2 separate regions of the Mus musculus genome follow, and region 1 is linked to region 2. Evidence: chromatin loops called from intact Hi-C (ENCODE). Cell type or tissue: left cerebral cortex. All regions are shown on one strand. Each heading gives the region's core, and the rest is flanking DNA. Links, peaks and the distances in the headings are about the cores only.

Region 1 (8,331 bases), core at 326-8,325, 200 kb after region 2:
TGCAGCTAAGCAGTGCTTGGAATACGGCATCATTCCACCATGAGGGCCTTCCCACCCTAATGCAGTCCCACCACCCTGCTCTGACTCAAAAAGACCATACCTATTCACTATCAAGCACATGCTCCCCCACCCCCTGCCAACCTGCTTGGGCCCCTTACCACCCCAGCCACAGGGAACTCTCTCAGCCTTCCCACCTCATGCTTCACACACCCTGGTTCTCTGAATGGCAACCTTATGCACCTGTTGTATGTCTGTTGCTCCTTCTAGGTTCCTATCTGCATCTGTGTATCTTTCTGGTGGTCAGTGGTAAGGAGGAGGGGTGGGATCTTCAGACGACAGTGCCAGCCACAAAGCAGATGTTCAATGGAGTCCCATGTCCTGAGCCTAATCTGAAACTATAGCCCGGGCTTATGTGCAGGATGAATACTTAGAAAAGACCTAACAGATCCATTAGAAATATTCACCACCTTCTTCAACACCAGAGACCAGGGGTAAGGGAAGCAGAAAAACTTCTGTTTCAAAAAGAACTACTCTAGCAAAAAAAAGCAGCCTATAAAACCAATGAAGGAGTCGCCAGTCCCTCACCATCGGGACAGCACTCCCACTTGGAATGCTGCTTCAGGCTTTCAGGCCATAGATGATTTATTGTCTCAAGCTTAAACATCAATCCAACAAAAGCTCTTGACTCGCACAGCCAGAATACTTCACAGACAACAGTAAACTAACAAAGCCCAACATGCACTTTTAAACAGAGCAGACTCTAGAATGTTTATGTATGCAACCATATTAAGGGATCATGTTAAAATTATGAGGTTAAGTAAGAAATGATTAAGTAATGCTATTAATTCCAAATTAAAATAAACAGAGACAATGTCTTTAGCAGGAGCAGCAGCTTGCCACCTTGAATACCACAGTCAGCCCCCTCCACCCACCCAAGGGACAAGCTGGGAGCATTTGCCCTGGCAATGCACAATGGCCCATTTGCTATTTGGCAGCTGTATGTAAGCCCTTTCTGCTCCTCACTCCTTGCTACATCACAGAACCCACTTCACTTGTATTTATGGATCTACTTAACAGCATGTAATCTCCAATCAGAAGAAGTTCCCAGATGCTTGAGAGGAGAACAGGCAATTCCAGAACCCAAACAGACAGCACGGGGGCAATGGTCTGGGCGTGTGTCCTCACCAAGCTCTGCTTCCAAGGCCTACACTGCATTGCCCACCTATTCATCAGGTCCCTGAGCTGCCAAGGACCAGGCACAACTCAGGCATGAGGCACTCCCCGCCTTTTGACTCCTTAAGGTCTTCAGCCAGGAAGAAATGACATTAAACAACTAATGTCACAATAAACTATGAAATTGCACAACTGGAAAACGTGAAAAAGGAGTAAGAAGGCCTTTGAGCTAAGCTGAGTAGAAAACTGAAAGGAGGACATGAACCGAAGAACTGGGGAAGACAGATGCAATGGGCGCTGCATGTGCAAAGGCCCTGGCCAAGAAGACCAAGAGGAAGCGGGGACGCAAAGCAGGCCAGATTGGAAGCTCAGCAATGAGGCAAAGACCCTGAGTGAGGGCTGCGAAGCCAGAGGGGAGGGCTCACATGCTCTCTGGGTCTTCTAGAGACGCCTTGACAGGATTTCCTGCATGGAGTAGTAGGCAGAGACCCGCTCTCATAGAGGTCAACTAGAAAATGCCTGCAGCATGGACTGCACCAGAGCAGAGCAGACCCACGAGGCAAGCCCCACCTTGGAGAGCTTAGGAGTGACTCAGAGCAACAGTCTCAGATTCTTCTAACACTAAATGTTATCATCAGCCTCCCAAGGACCTGCTTATTCTCCTGTGAAAAAAACTTAAAGTGGCATAAATTGTTTTAACATTACCATTACATCATTTTAAAATTTTTCTATACTGCAAAAATGTATATATAACCAACGCCAACATGAATAAACACAACGATGGTCTCTTAGGCCTCATTTTCCTGATATCCCAATGGCCATCAATATCACCTTGGAAACTCATTAAAAACCAGAAAGCCAGTCAGTCTACAGATTGCTCTAGGCCAAATGCCTCTGTGTACCACGCACCGGGAGGTTACCTACAGCAACAAGGGTACTCACAGAGCTGTGCTTCTGCAGATGGCAGAGCCCGTGTCTTGCAAGTACTTGGGTGTCAATGTGCTTACCACAGTCATTAGAATAAATTCTAGGATTCAGAACTGCCTCTTGAATGAACGGCCATTTAAATCTTTGATACTTCCCTGGAGAGAAATTAGATATTTTGTATGATAATATACATTGTTCTCTCTATAGAACAAATGTGTGTATACCTAATGCTTACATTGTGCTTCCTATGGGCCTAGGTTCCAGCCTAAGCATTTGTTACATATAACTTGTTAAACTCTAGGAAGCCATATCCTTATCACAGTTGTGGGTGTTGTTATCAATCTCACTAATACAAAGGGCACAGATGTAATCTCCCATACACTGGGTTATTAGCTACGCTCAGTCTTTTCTCTTAGCTGTGGAGATCTGCCTACCTGCATGCCTTAAAAACTGTAACAGGGAAGCTCATCCATTTATTGTTAGTTTGCAAAAGCTCTTTATATATACTGGCTATTAATCTCACAGAGGCCAAATAGGTTACACATTTTTTTTCTCTCTTGTCTCTGAATCTTGGTTATAGAGTCTTTCTCCAAAGATTTTCTTCTTACTATTAAATCTGCCAATATTTTCTCTTAAGGCACTGTCTTGGTTTTAGGATAAGAACACTTGAGTGCTGTAGTTCCTCAGTTAGTGGTTACATTCTTCCAATAAAAATTTCCCATGTAAGTAAGACTACCAGTAGCACTAAGCAGCTCTGAGAAATGGGCACAGACCATAGGCTGTCTGCTGCCAATCACCGCCTGCTTGCACAGCCTTGGAACTTCTCAAGACTCAAGCAAGCAAGAACAGGCTGTAACAACCACCAGCCAACTGGACTGCTCTGATTTCTGTGATACTCGGGATAGATAGAACCCAGAGCCTTTCAACATTACACAGAAGGCACAACGAAGACATTAAAGTCACTTTTCTGACTCAAATGAAACCCAGAGCGGTGACAGCTCAGAAGGGCAGACAACCTAACACCATACTGGGAAAGTATTCCAAATTATCTTCTCAAAGTAGCTGTGCTCTTCCAAACAACTCAATAACACTAACCTTCCACACAGGCTCATCCTGGGCCCAAAGCAGAGGTAAAGAAAGGCTCAGCCTTTGGGACTCAAGGCTGCCATTCCTCTCACATCCCTGCTATCAAGGGTGTGTAGCATCACCTATTTCTTGTAGCTGTGGGAGCAATAGAGGAGACGAAGATGGAAAGTGCTCAAAGAATGGCCCATGGCTCTTACTGGGTGCTCATTTAAACATCTGCTACTGACTTGTGTAATCTCCTGATCCAGGGAAGGAAGACACTCTCATCTACTCAGGACCTTACAGTGTTCTAACCGGGTCCAGTTACATGGAGGGTCTCAGTGGGGTCCATTTGTGTGGACCCCAGTCTGGCCTTTCAGGAAGTACGGAGGCATGTCTGAGAGGCAAGGGCAGCAGCAAAGCCAAGAGCAGCTGCAGATGCCAGACCACATTCCACCCTAAACAAAGCCCATCCTGCTCACTCACATGAGCCCAAGAGCAAACAACTGACCTCCTGACAGCTCAGAGCACTCTGCAGAAATGGACTAGGGTCTGTTCAAATGCAGCAGCACTTCTGATTCTGCCCCCCTCCGTCACCTGCACCTCAAAGGTCAGTGTCACACTTAAGGCCCAGAGTTGGCTGAGCAGCAGGACACTGGATGGTCACTGGAGACCAAGACAAAGCCACTCCAAAAATCTCTTTGGGGCCCCTACCCCAAGACTGGGTTACAACCAATGGGACATGAGCTCAACTCTGGATTCACCCTCTGAAGCCTGCATAGTCACCCCAGGGCCCAGAGACATCAAAAGCCCTGGTCCTGGGACTGAGCCCCCCCACGCCACCCCAATCTTCCCGTGCAGCAGGTGTCTCTCATTTCTGCATCTCCCTGGCTCCCTACATCAGGTATTAATGTATTACTTATGGCAGCTTCAGAGTTCTGAAAAACCAGCCGTTTTCAATAGAAAATGGCATGGACAAGGCTTGACAGGAGTGATGAAATTTTCTTCTGCTCTGGCAATTAGGACGGCACAAAGTCGCCTTTCCTTTGGTGCCACCCCCAACATCAAAGGATTGGAATTCAAAGCCGTTCATGCTGCATTGAAACCTCACAATGAGGCTGGAAAATGGAAGTCGATTACTGGGCAAAAATATGCAGTAGTTAAAAGGAAAGAGTTCTAACGAAATTAAGCTGCAGCAGCCCCACGACGTGTGGAAACTTCCAGCACCAGAGCTCTTCTGGTAAACATCAAGAGGGACATCCTCCTAACACAGGTTTGAAAGCAAAGTCAAGCTAGGAGCCAGGAGCCCCAGGAAGATAGAGTGCTATGTTCTCTTGCCCACCTCACCAGCAGCAGCCCCTAGCTTCTGAGAAGGTGCCATCTGGGGGCTTTATATGTTGCACAGCTCTCTGATGTTGCTAACCACAGACATTCTTGCTAGGGCTGCTTAGGTCACATCTGTCCTTGGTCTCTAGGCTATCCAGGCCCCGTCTGCAGTTCACAGTCATTCTTCTCCCCCACAGGGCTCCCAGATACCCTGTAAGCAGCCTGCAGACCCCTAAAGGGGGCAGTGTTACCTCTGCCTTCTAGCAAACCCAGCCTCTTCTGGGTGATTACTGCTCTTCAGGAAGGCATTTGATCTTTAAAAGAAAAGCCAGAACACAGAAAACCATAGAAGTCTTACAGTGTGTCGGGTGTGTGTTTTTAAAGCATGAAAATACTTCCCTCCCACACAAACGGGGAGTTCTTCTGGGGAAAGATGCCACAGATCCCGAGGAGTGGCAGATCTGGGAAAGCGGATGGGTCTTAAAAATAGACAATTGAACCTAGACTAGAGCTGCAAAGCTACCTGGGGGAAAAAAATGAGAATTTTTAACTAAATCTCACATATTTTTTGATATCCAAAACTCCATCCTGATGAAACTTCTAACTGGGTGGCATTTTGCATTTCCAATTATAATGGAGTAATTGTGTTGCCATAGTGACTGCAAAATTCTGCAATAACTTTTGCTGCCTTGTAACTGCTATAGTGTATATTTGTGTACAAGCAGCTGAGTTTTCTTAATTCAACCTCCTTGCCTCTCCACAAGCACTACACCTACCTACACCACCACCACCACCATCACCTTCTTTCTGGGTGGATTTTGAAACCACTACACTAGCTTTCATCAAGCCGGTCCTGAAATAATGCACGGAATTATCAGAAGCAATTAAAACTCCTGGCAACCTCGATCATATCACGGAGGAAAAACCGAAACCAGGTCAAGGTGCAAGCCGCCAGCATCCCCCTAGCCCCAAAGTGCGACAGGGCCATGGCTGTTTACACGTTAATACTCGCAGGCCTTAAATGCTTAGGTGGTTTGTGGGAACAGACAGAAAAGCCTGAGCAGAGAAAAGCAGGGAGGCAAAGTGACTACACAGGCCTTTCCTTCCTCCCCGGGCAGGCAGAGTGGCTCTCGGAAAGCAATTAGGTAGGTCTCTACAGTAATGCAATTAGGATTTAGTTAAGAAAGTCATTAGTTCTAAAATAACTTAAGTTTAATTTCTGCGACGCTTTATTTGAAAATCGTGTCACAGCAGGTCAATTTACAGCATGCAATAACCAAAACACTGCTATCAGCGGCTGCAAGTTATTAACAAATTCTCGGTGTGCATTAAAGGAGAACACGGGTTCCACACCCGGCCTTTCCGACCGACTCCCGCTGTGTGAGCTACAAGCTGTGCCTTCGGAACCCTCGCTCAGGGTGGACACCGGTCGTCTCCGGGGCTAGCGCAGCTCCTCGCCAGCCCAGCGACGGTCCGGGCCCGGCCGCGGCCCCCGCCCCGCCGCCCGCCGCCGCCGAGGGGCGTTTTCTGCAAACTCACAGGCTGACAAAGTTACATAAACGCCCCGGCCCCCGCCCCCGCGCGCCCACCTGCCCGCCCGCCGGCGCAGGCCGCTCTCCCGCCCGCCAGCCCGCGGCGCAGGGCCCCGAGGCCTCGGCGGGGCCGGGCGTCCACCTGCCGCCAGCAACCGGGCGGCGCGGACAATGACGGCCGGTGGCTTACCGCGGCGGCGGCGGGCCGCGTCTAGCCCTGCTCCGGCGCTCCGAGCCGCATCTCCTCAGCCTGCGCCGCCGCCGGCGGGCGGGCGGGCTCGGGCGGCGACGGCGACAGCAGCCGCGTTGAGCGGGCCGGGCGTGAGGCGGCGCGGCGGCGGCGGCGCGAGCAGGCGCGCGGGCTCGGGCTCGGGCGGCGGCGGGGATGGTGCTCCGCGGCAGCGGCCCCACAACCTCCCCTCCTCATTCACAAAAAATTGACCCACGTTGAACCATGATGCTGCTCCCCCTCGAGCGCAGAGCCGCGCGGGGATAGGCCGCGCCCTACGCCCGTCAGGCGCCCCAGCCCCGCCCCTCCCGTCGGCGGCCCACCAGCCATTGGCTACAACGGCTTTGCGTCACCTCCCCCCGTGGGCGCCGCCCCCTGCCTGGTTTCTAATGAAGAAAGCGTCAATTACGGCTCGGCCCCGCCTCCAAGAATTCAGCCGCCCTTCCATTGGTCCGAGAGTCCTAAGTCCGCCCCACAATAGCCCAACAGCCAGCCCCGCTTCGCGGGCGCTGCGAAGGGGCTCCGCCTTCGTCCGCCCTTCTCAAAAGTTCCAAACCCCATTGGCTCCCAGCATTGTCAATTCTAATGAGCGGGGCGTACCGAAGACTCTCCAGGCGCCCGCTCTGAGAGCTTTTGCTGTTTTAGAAAGAGCAGGGAGCTGGTGCGCGAACTGATTGAAGCCGTGGACAGACCTCCTTGGCAGCCCGCGGCGCTGCCCGGGTCAATACAGTGTGCCTGAGCGCCTGTCTCATGCTCTAAGGGGGCGCGGAAGAGCACAGACTAAGGCGAGGGCCCGGCCGGGCCTGGCGGCAACCTCCATCTTAGGCAAGGCACAGATCACGTGGGCTGCGTGCGGGGGACGCCGAGCCCAGAGGGAGTGCGCAGGCGCGGCGGGCCCCGCCCTGCCCCGGGGCAGGCGCGCCGCTTGGGGGTGCGGCTGTGACTGTGGGGCCTTGCGTGGCCGTGGGAACTGGGGGTTCTGGGACCGCTGCTGTTGCGGAGGTGTATTCTTGGTTCGCCGCCACGGCGTCCCGGTTTGTTGGGACCACCCCTTCTCTGAGGTTCTTCTAGACCTGGGCCAAGCGCCTATAATTGGCGTTCACGAATGTGGATGGGCGTGAAAGGCCATCCTTCTGGCTCCCTTGGGTCCATTTCCTTTCATCAGGAGAGTAGTGCAATTTCTCATCCTGTGTCCATGATATTTCCAGAATCCCACATCCAAAACGAAGACAAGAGCATCTGGTCCACCCTACATGGCCTGACCTAGGATGCTGACCTATTTACTAGGCCTTGCCTGATAGGAGTTGAGTAGAGATTTAATAGCATTTTTGTTCCATGACTGGGGGAAAATTGAAGGTAAAACAATTCGCAAGAAGCAATAGATTCTTTTCATTATCTCAAGGTAATACTGAGTTAGAAAGCTTCATTCACTGGGAGAAATTCATACTCTAGGATAGCTCAGCTGTGAAGCCAAGGGATGAATTGTGGAATAGAAAAGAGCAGAAGAAAATGACCGCACTTAGGAGTGCTAGTGCAGCTGCTTATAGAAAAGTACACTACCAAATTTACATACAAAATAATGCAGGATCTGCAGCCTGCTAACATTTAGATGAAACATGAAGTTCAGAAGTACTTGAAAGGATAAAGACATGCAATAATCACAGATTTGGTGAGTACTGAGTAAAGACAACCCTAAACAAAAGTGCCATGAGAAAGTGCTGGAATATAATCTTAGATGCAGTTACTCTGAAATGATATGGTTCGGTTCCAGGGTCGGGGGAGTATTGCTCTGTGCTGATTAGACCTCACAGAATTGTGATTGGTACATAGAAAAAGCTCTAGCAGCAAACAAAGAGTAGGGGAAGGGCACCCCAGTACCACCAGGGTTTCTATAGGGCTTTACAGAGTCCCATTCTCAGACAGAGGCTTGGTGTTAGAAACCAGGAGATCAGAAATAAAAACAGACCTCTAATACAAAAACACCCAAGAATTAGTAGAAGCCCACCAATTAAAAATTAAACACAAAACCTTAGGAAGAACAACAATATCAACCAGCCAGACCCCACCCCCCAGAGCTTC
Region 2 (8,331 bases), core at 32-8,031:
CCTGTCTCTGTCTGTCTATCTGTCTCTCTGTCTGTCTGTCTGTCTGTCTGTCTGTCTGTCTCTCTCTCTCTCTCTCTCTCTCTCTCTCTCACACACACACACACACACACACACACACACACAGGAGCGGGTCAAGAAAGGCAGAAAGGTATCACCGCTGTATGGCTGACCTGCCCAAGGTGACTCAGCTCTAAGAGGTTATAAGTGCCCAGGGATAGTGGCCCATGATGGACCTGAACTCAGGTCCCTCCCTACTCTAGCTAGGGTGGCACTCAGAAAACAAAGCAACTGTTCAAAGTAGGCCATGACAGGTAGAAGCTGTCATAGGAAGGGTGCAGGGTGTCTTCTGAGAGGAGGAGGCAGTGTAAGTGTGCTGTGGGCAGACAAGCTCCATTCCTAACATGTTTATTACTCAACACTGGAGAAAGATATCAGAAGAGCATGCATGCCATTCACCTCTCATCTACAGCTTGGCTAAAGGAGAAACAGACAGAGGAGCCTTTCCTCCCAATACCTTTATGTGAACAGCTGAGCCTCATGATGCTCACAACAACAGTCTCTGTCTTATGGCCCCACAGATATCCACTAACAACTTCTGTGATCCTTTCTGGCTTGAACACGTCCTGTTTTCTGTTTGGTGTCATGTCTCTTCAGTGTCCTTGTACCACCTATGATTCTGAGTACCTTCTATTTTTCTTAAGGTTACAGTTCAAAGTATCCCTCTGGACAACATTCAACATTCCTAAAGGCTGGAGTCTGCCTAGTTAATCTAGGCAGGAATCCTGAAAGTGACACGTAAGGGAAAGCAATGTCCCCTTAGAACCCTGGGCTCCTGTTAGCTGGCCTGTCACCTCAATGTCGACTGTCCATGGCTGAGGAGGGTACCTCTGGGGAAGTTTGGGGGGTGGGAGGGAGTGCTCAAATTAGTACATGGTTGTGGCTTCTCCTAGCTGTGCCTGATGCTGGGGAGGCCCAGACTTCCCTGTTTTCACTCCAAGTTGGGTACGGATTGCTGACAGTATGAGAGCTCACTGATGCTACTACACAGGCAGGGCTGCAGCTTTGGCACGATATAGGCAGACAGAAACTCCAGAACAGGGAGCAGGGAACAGGGAGGCTCTCAAGGGGCCACAGCTTGGCTAGGCCTCCCTCTAGAGGATGTCTATCAGGGATGCTGCCATGGCAACAAGGGCCACTGAGAGCCCTGCCAATGATGCAGAACAGGCCATGGCCTGCAGGGGCTGGGCCACTCTGCTTAGTACTGATGCAGGTGCTGGTGCAACTAGACTTCATGAGCTATAGTCACACAGGAGTCTCTGTCCCCTTTGAACGTATCTTTGCTTCTTTGTGGCCACAGAGATGGGATCTTCAAGCAGAGCTGGCTTAGGGAAGCAAACCTGGCCTCAGGCAACATAACAAGAGAGGCCAGTAGGGAGGCAAGCAGTAGCTTGCCAACATGTCAGTTCCTGTTGTCCAGAGGCCTCTTGACACCAGGACCGTGTTTTATCAAGGGATGAACACACACACACTACCATATCCAGAACAGCGGGAGTAAAACATCAGACTAGAGTTCAGTGCCAGGACCCCACTGGCAAGCACAGGCATTTAAAACTATTGGATGCTCATAGTAAACCACCCATAGCAGTCCAAGTTCTCATATATAAAAGAGAGTGAGGCTCAGTGAGGCCAACGCTTGGCCTTCACAAAGAGCAAGTGATCTTGTAGACCCACCATTGCTGCAAGAACTGCTTTCAGCTATGGGGAAGATGTTCTAGGTATAATTTCTGACTTTTCAAAACAAGGCTGTGGTGAGGTGGATAAGGAGGCAGCAATACAAAAGGGTGCTTCCCTGTCAGGATGGGCACTACACTGCTGCCCTCAACAGCCTTCTTTCCCTGGGCAATTTCTCCCCTAGCATGCTTTTATGAAGTACATTAATGTGGACACAGCACTCATGTCAGGAGCTGACACCCAGGTGGGTACACTGGCTACCATTCCAATCCCAAGAAATCCAGAGGAGAGCCAGTTCAGAAGCCCTGTTTTGTCCCTTGGAAAAATGGCAACAGTCACAAATGACTGCTGAAAACACAATGCTAGGATGAGTAATTAACTTCTGTCACATCTTTGGAGCACTGGCACTTTAAGATGGAGGCTGAATGCACAGTGGGTAGGGAGCCCAGCCGTGGTCCCCACTGGGTCAAGCAGGAAGTAGATGGCCCTCAGGTGTGAGCCTCTCACAGAGCAGGGCAGGAACACTGGTGCCAGGCAGCACAGAGAACATCACTGTCTTCCTGGGCGTCCCAGGAAAACATTGTATAAACGTTTCAATCAACTGTCATTTGCTATCACAAATCAATCACGTAACAAACCCCAGTGAGATTACCCAGCTTCTAAAGTCATCTTCAAGAATGTGCCACATGAGAATGGGTGTTTCCTGTCTTCAAACCTCCTACCACACCACTCAGGTAGTGACACAGTGAAATTAATAAGCCTAGGCTGGCATTAGAGGGATGGATATGAAAGTGCTTTGACACCTGGGAGTACAGACACTTGGCAGGAACCTGTCTCGCTCCCAGCAAATGCCTTTCTGTGTAAATGATGGGATGTCTGGAGCCCCCAACTTCTAAGATGCTCAGAATGTTGGGCATGAGGGCTGTGGGCTGAGGGACTGATATCACTGTGCATGACAGGCAGGAGAGGCCTGGCTGAGCCTGCGCTAGGTATGTGGTCTGCAGCAACTTTCTTGGGAAACCAACTTGATCCTGGCCCTCTCAGCTTGCAGCAGAGATTACAGTGGGATGGGTGTGGATGGGAGACACCGACTCACTGTGGGGCTCAGCAGGCCCCTATGGATTGGAAACAGGTGCCACTCTGAGCATGCATTCAACTTCCATGACAGTCTCTCATCCCTGATCCACCTCCATAGGGAAGCCACAGAAAGCAAAGGACCAGTGATGGCATGCCTTCATCTCAGTCTTTTCTCATTTTTAGTGTCCTGTGGTCAATCAACATCTAAAAATATTAAATAGAAAGTTCTAGAAATAGATAAATCCTGAGTTTTCAGCTGCACACTGTTCTGCTCAGCATCATGAAGCCACTCCCTCCCGCCTAGGACAGGCACCCATCCTCGTGCACATGCTGGATGGGCTGCTCTCCTAAGCCGGTGAGGAGCCACCTTCATTCTCTGCTTGACTGTTGTTCACAGGGTGCTTCCCTGCCAGTTTCAGGAACCGACTGAGTGTCCTGGACTGTATCCCATCCCAGGTAGGGAGAATAAATTAAACCCATAAGCCCTAAAATTCACATCTTTAAACTGAACAGTTCAGTAGTTTACAGACCTGTATAACCATCACTATAACCTAACTTGGGAACATTTTCATTGCTCCTAAACATAAATGTTACACCCACAGACAGCTGTTTCCATTTCCCTACAAGTTGCAGCACTTGACATCACTAACTTAATTCATGTCTCTAAGGCAGTGGTTCTCAACCTGTGAGCCGCATCCTTTTGAGGATCGAATGATCCTTTCATCACAGGGCTTGAATATTACATATCCCGTGTATCATATATTTACATTAAACTTGTAAGAGTAGCAACGTGACAGTTATGAAATAGCTATGAACTAACTTTATGGTTGGGTGTCACTGTAACACAAGGAGCTGTATTAGAGGGTCACAGCATCAGGAAGGTTGAGAAGCCCTGCTCCGAGGCCTAAGCTGGTCACTTCCTGTGAGTGAAACATAGCAGGAGGCGATTGTGATAGGCTTACTTCCCTGACAGCCAGGTTTTGGAGCCTCTATATGCTGCATGACCCCAAGACAACGGTAGGTGTGTTCTGTCACCTGTCACCACAGGATAAACCCTGGAGATGCTCCATCCACAGTTTGGCTGCTATGAGCAGTACAGAAGAGGATTGTGGACAGGTTTCTGTGAGACATTTCCATTTCTCTTGGAGAAAAGCTGTTGGGCTGTTTGCAGAACTGTCACTGAGCTGATATGGAAGGTATCTGACTTACAAACCTGAAGGGGACACACTAAACTCTCTGTCCCTGCTCGCCAGCAGCACAGTACTAACTTTTCCTGTAGATGGGGCTGAGAGACTCTGACAATCTGACAGTACACAGACCTCTCCAGGCTGGCCTGCTTCCAAGCTGCTTTTGATGGTATAACTCCCACATTTAAACAGTTACAGGTGCCAGGTGACTTGAAAAATATGTTTCAGGGACTTGATGCCACTGTAAAGTTGTAGGCCTTTGGTGAGAGTTTGCTTAAAGATCTACTTGGCAAATGACTTAAGAAAGTCCCTAAAAGAACTGCCTATGTGGATTCCCACACAAGGATGCAGAGGCCTCTTGCAAGGATGCGGCCCACTGCTTACAGGTGCAGATGGGCTGTGAGGAAGGCTCCACACAACAGCATACCTCCCTAGGCTCCCCACCGTGCACCAGAGTGTGTGCTCTGTTTTCTCCCTTCCCCATTTTGGCCACTCATGGTCAGCAGGGGCTGAGGGAGGACAGCAAGGAGCACCCCGTCTGGCTGCAGGTGACTAGCTCTAGAAAGCAACAGGACACACCCACCTTGCTGAGGTGCAGCTGCTGCTGCTGGAACTGTTGCTTGTGCTTCTCCAGGAACTGCTGGTGCTGCTGCTGGATCACCAGGTGCTGCAGGGCCTGTGCGTTCTGCGGCAGGGGTGCTGACTGCGTGCGCCCCAGAGGGCGGTGCTGCCGCAGCTTGTGAATGGATGGGGACACCCTGTCCGCACCAACCAGGGACTGTGAGTGGAGGGGCAGCGCCCCCAGGCCTGAAAGATACCAGTCTGAAGATAATATGGAGGAAAAAAAAAACAGCAGAGGGGAAAAGGAAGAAGAGAGGGGAGAGATGCTGTTGAGTAACCAGTGGAGAAAATAACATGCCTGCCAGCCCAGGCACCTATGACACATGTCTGCAAACAGGCTCGATTCCAGCTAGAGGCTGTAAGCCTGGAGCTTGGGCTTTAGCAGGGCAGAGAAAGTAAAGTTACCTGGAGATCCCATTGATGCAGTTTCTCCAGGAGCTCACCAAGGAGCACTCCAGAAAGTATGGCAACAGCCTAGCATCAGCTTGCCACACATCCAATAGACGTTTCCAGAGGATGGCTCTTCTAGCTCATGCACATCCCCAAATACCAGAAAGAAGAACAGTTTGCGGCTGACATGCCGAAACTCAGGGGCAAACTGACACCCAGGCACTGTCAAGACCTTGACCTTCAGTGGATTCTACCACAGGAGATTTTGTATCAAATACAGAGTGGCACTGGGAGAGGAAAGAAGGGCTGCACAGGGAAGGAATCAGATCTTCCCTAGAGGCATGACAGCCGGGCTTCAGAGAGAGCAGGCCGGGGCAGTGACAGCACAGCATGCAGATGGTGCAGGGCAGCAGTGGCTGCAGGACAGACAGACAGAGTTCAGAGAAGTGGAAGGACTCAGAGAAGAATGTGTGCTTCACACACTTCCCTTGGTCAGTCTGCCCGGGAAGAGGGCTGTGGTGCAAGGCTGGGGTCTCTGCTAAGAGCTGACCCATTTGTCAGTGGTGTTGTGTTTAGATCGTGCTGAGATGACAGCCATGCCACGTTAAGTAGTGGGATGCTACCCTACTACTTTGGCTTGAATGTTCACAGGTCTGGGCTCTACACACAGTATTACTCTAGACAATGGGGAACGTGGGCCTCTCTGGACCACTGTGGCTGAGCAGAGGAAATCCTGTTCAGGAGGCTCCTTTCCCAGCGAGAGCTGCATCAGAAGGGGTGCTGGGAAGACTGGATAGAGTGCTGGGGGAGAGTCACAAACACAGCCCTGACATCCCAGCACTTAGAAGACTGAGGCAGGAGAGTCCGAGTTTGAGGCCAGCAAGATTTAATATCAAAACAGCAACAGAGGTTCAAATAAATACAATAAAGAGACAAACCAAAACCAAAACCCAGCTAACCCCAAAGGAAAAACCTCAACCTGGAGATCAGCACCGACTGGGCTGCTGGGTGTCAGACGCTGCCTACGGGAACTGAGTCTTTTCACTTTGTCACTCTGTGCTAGCATCTCACTCATAGATGGGAAGATGAAGCCCATGGTCCCTGGCTTCCAAGAGAACAGACAGGAAGGGGCCTGAGTGTAGGGAGCGGTCCATGGTCACTGAGACACTGCTCTCAGAGCTGGAGGAGGGTGTCCCAGCAGACCAAGTGCTGTTCCTGTCCAGATCACTGACTTGGGAGAGCCAAGGGCATACTAGGGACAAAAAGCACAAGACAGGAAACCAATACCAAGCCCTACAGACCAACTCACCCCAGTAGGTGGGAACTCTAACACACCAACCAGAGGCTGGCCCAGGGGAACACTGGAACATGGACAACGCCAGTTCTAGGATTGCTCTGGCTGTGATTCTGAGTGAAGCAACAGGTGTGAAGAAGTCACCCACTGACCTAAGGATGATGTAGAGAACTGGGCCAAGTCACCAATAGGGAGGGTTGTGTGTCTCATGAGAAACATTCCACATGCCATCATTTCTGAAACAGTCCCTCCAAAGTGTGGTAACTGGGTAAATGTCACGAGTTTACTTTGTCTCAAACTTGTATTTTTCTAAATGCAATCATCCTCAAGCTGAGAAATCAACGGTCACTTCTGCACTTCATGCACTTGCTTCCTCGAGCTGTAGGGAAACCAATCAGTGGGAGAGCAGGAGGCTAAACAGAGGGCCACTGGCACTGACTGGTACTCCTTGGTCATTTTTCTAAGCAGGACACAGTTTTTTGCCACAGTTAAGGTAGCTATCACATTACAGAGAACCATAGAGTTTCTACTGTTGTATGGGCTCAGTTGTTCTTTCCAGCCTTCTTTAAAAGCTACAGGAGGCCAAGGAAACTGCTAACGCCACAGAGATCTCCTTGTGGTTCTTACCTGTGACAAGGGGTGTCTGGGTGGGTGGCTGCTCCAGCAGGACCATGTGCTGCAGGAGGGGGTTGTGAGCTGCTGCACCGTCCCTCTCCAGGGGCGAGGTGCTCAGGTACGGGGTGAGGTGGGTCCCAGGGAACAAGATCCGCTGCTGGAGAGCTGGGAGAGCAAGCCTCTCAGCATCCTGCTGACCTGCCGCACCCTGAAAGGCAGAACCAGTAAACTCAGGCTGTGGGAACTGGAGTAGACAACCACCCCATGCCACACAGACCCACAGAGGCCAACTTACAGCGGCAGGGCCAGTGGCAGGAAGTCCCAAGGTGATGTTGGGTAAGGATGGTGACGTGTAGAGAGGAAGTGGGGCGACTGAGCCTTCTCGAGTCACAAGTCTGTGTGCCAAGCTCGTCTGTAGACAGAAGACATTGTGACCGTCAGAGTCTACTACAGACATTCCAATACAAGCAGCATACCCAGGGCTGCAAGGGCACTTACAGCATGAGGTGCTGATGTGTGGTTGCCTGGTGCAAAACAAACTGTGCAGACTGTGGCCTCCAGTGCAGGGAAGACCACAGCATGCCACCGGAACTGAATCAGGGCTCCCATTCCTGAGTTTTCCCCTCTTAATGGGCTCCTGCTACCTTGTTTGTTTTTATTCAATCTGCCTACTTACCATAAAGCTATGGGTAGGATATTTAGAACAACACATCTTAAAATATTTTTGTAGTTAGAAGTTTTTCAAGAATGACATCAAAAGCAGAAAGCAAGGAGAAAGTTAATGGTGAGGAGGAAAAACCCTGTTCTTATAAAGGTAGATGATGACAGGAATCTGCAATGCGCAGGAAAAACAAAGACTGGAATATAAAGAACTTGTCAATCATAGACCAATTAACATGAGAGCAGAACTCAATAAAGACAATGACAAAAGCACCCATTTTAAGGGAAATGAAAAAATGCTCAACTTTTATCAGTGACTGAAAAACATATTTACCAAGTCATCAAACTGACAGATTTTGTAAAAGCTCAGAAAAGCTGAACCAAGTGGTCATGGGATTATAAACTGCTGTCCTTTTTTGCAGATTGATTTCGCAGTCTGTGTTTGGAAGCCTTAAAAGCTGTGTTGCTCTTGACTGTGAGGCTCCACTCTGAATGCAGTGGGAAGAAACAGCCCTAAGAAAATGGCTCCCAAGCACATGAAGTCAGCCACAGGGTCATTTAAGCAGTCTGATGGCAGCAGAGTATGTGGCTTCCACCTTGCTGCAAGTCATAGCTAAAAGAACACAGGGACTTGTACATATCAACACACAGAGGTCAGGGACTGCCCTGATAATCATGCTAGCCGTTATTTCTGTTTATTAGAGGTTATTATTCTGTCATTACTGGTGTTACTTCTAAGGTCAGTGTTAGAGGTAC

The links. Hi-C counts contacts between places; a loop is a spot of excess contacts. Peaks named below come from ENCODE experiments on the same cell type or tissue, not always from the same donor. Only the 100,000 strongest peaks of a DNase experiment are listed, where the experiment ranks them.
Region 1: it touches region 2 in a loop (2.3-fold over the local background); 3 of 42 quality-filtered maps call a loop at or near these places.

Annotation. Positions count from the first base shown.
Region 1 is chr1:92,173,789-92,182,119 of GRCm38, forward strand. It overlaps Hdac4 (histone deacetylase 4), which reads right to left and starts at 6,553. Exons shown (of 27, transcript NM_207225.2): 1 at 6,470-6,553. In left cerebral cortex, for the core only: CTCF peaks have their summits at 4,724 and 7,243; DNase peaks (open chromatin) are centred at 4,361, 4,913, 5,532, 5,912 and 2 more places; H3K4me3 peaks cover 3,255 bases; H3K27ac peaks cover 2,730 bases.
Region 2 is chr1:91,977,451-91,985,781 of GRCm38, forward strand. It overlaps Hdac4 (histone deacetylase 4), which reads right to left. Exons shown (of 27, transcript NM_207225.2): 10 at 7,211-7,327; 11 at 6,928-7,123; 12 at 4,579-4,802. Among named protein-coding and RNA genes, the nearest start is that of Gm46242, 100 kb to the left of the region's middle. In left cerebral cortex, for the core only: CTCF peaks have their summits at 1,225 and 4,084; DNase peaks (open chromatin) are centred at 1,149, 3,365 and 4,141.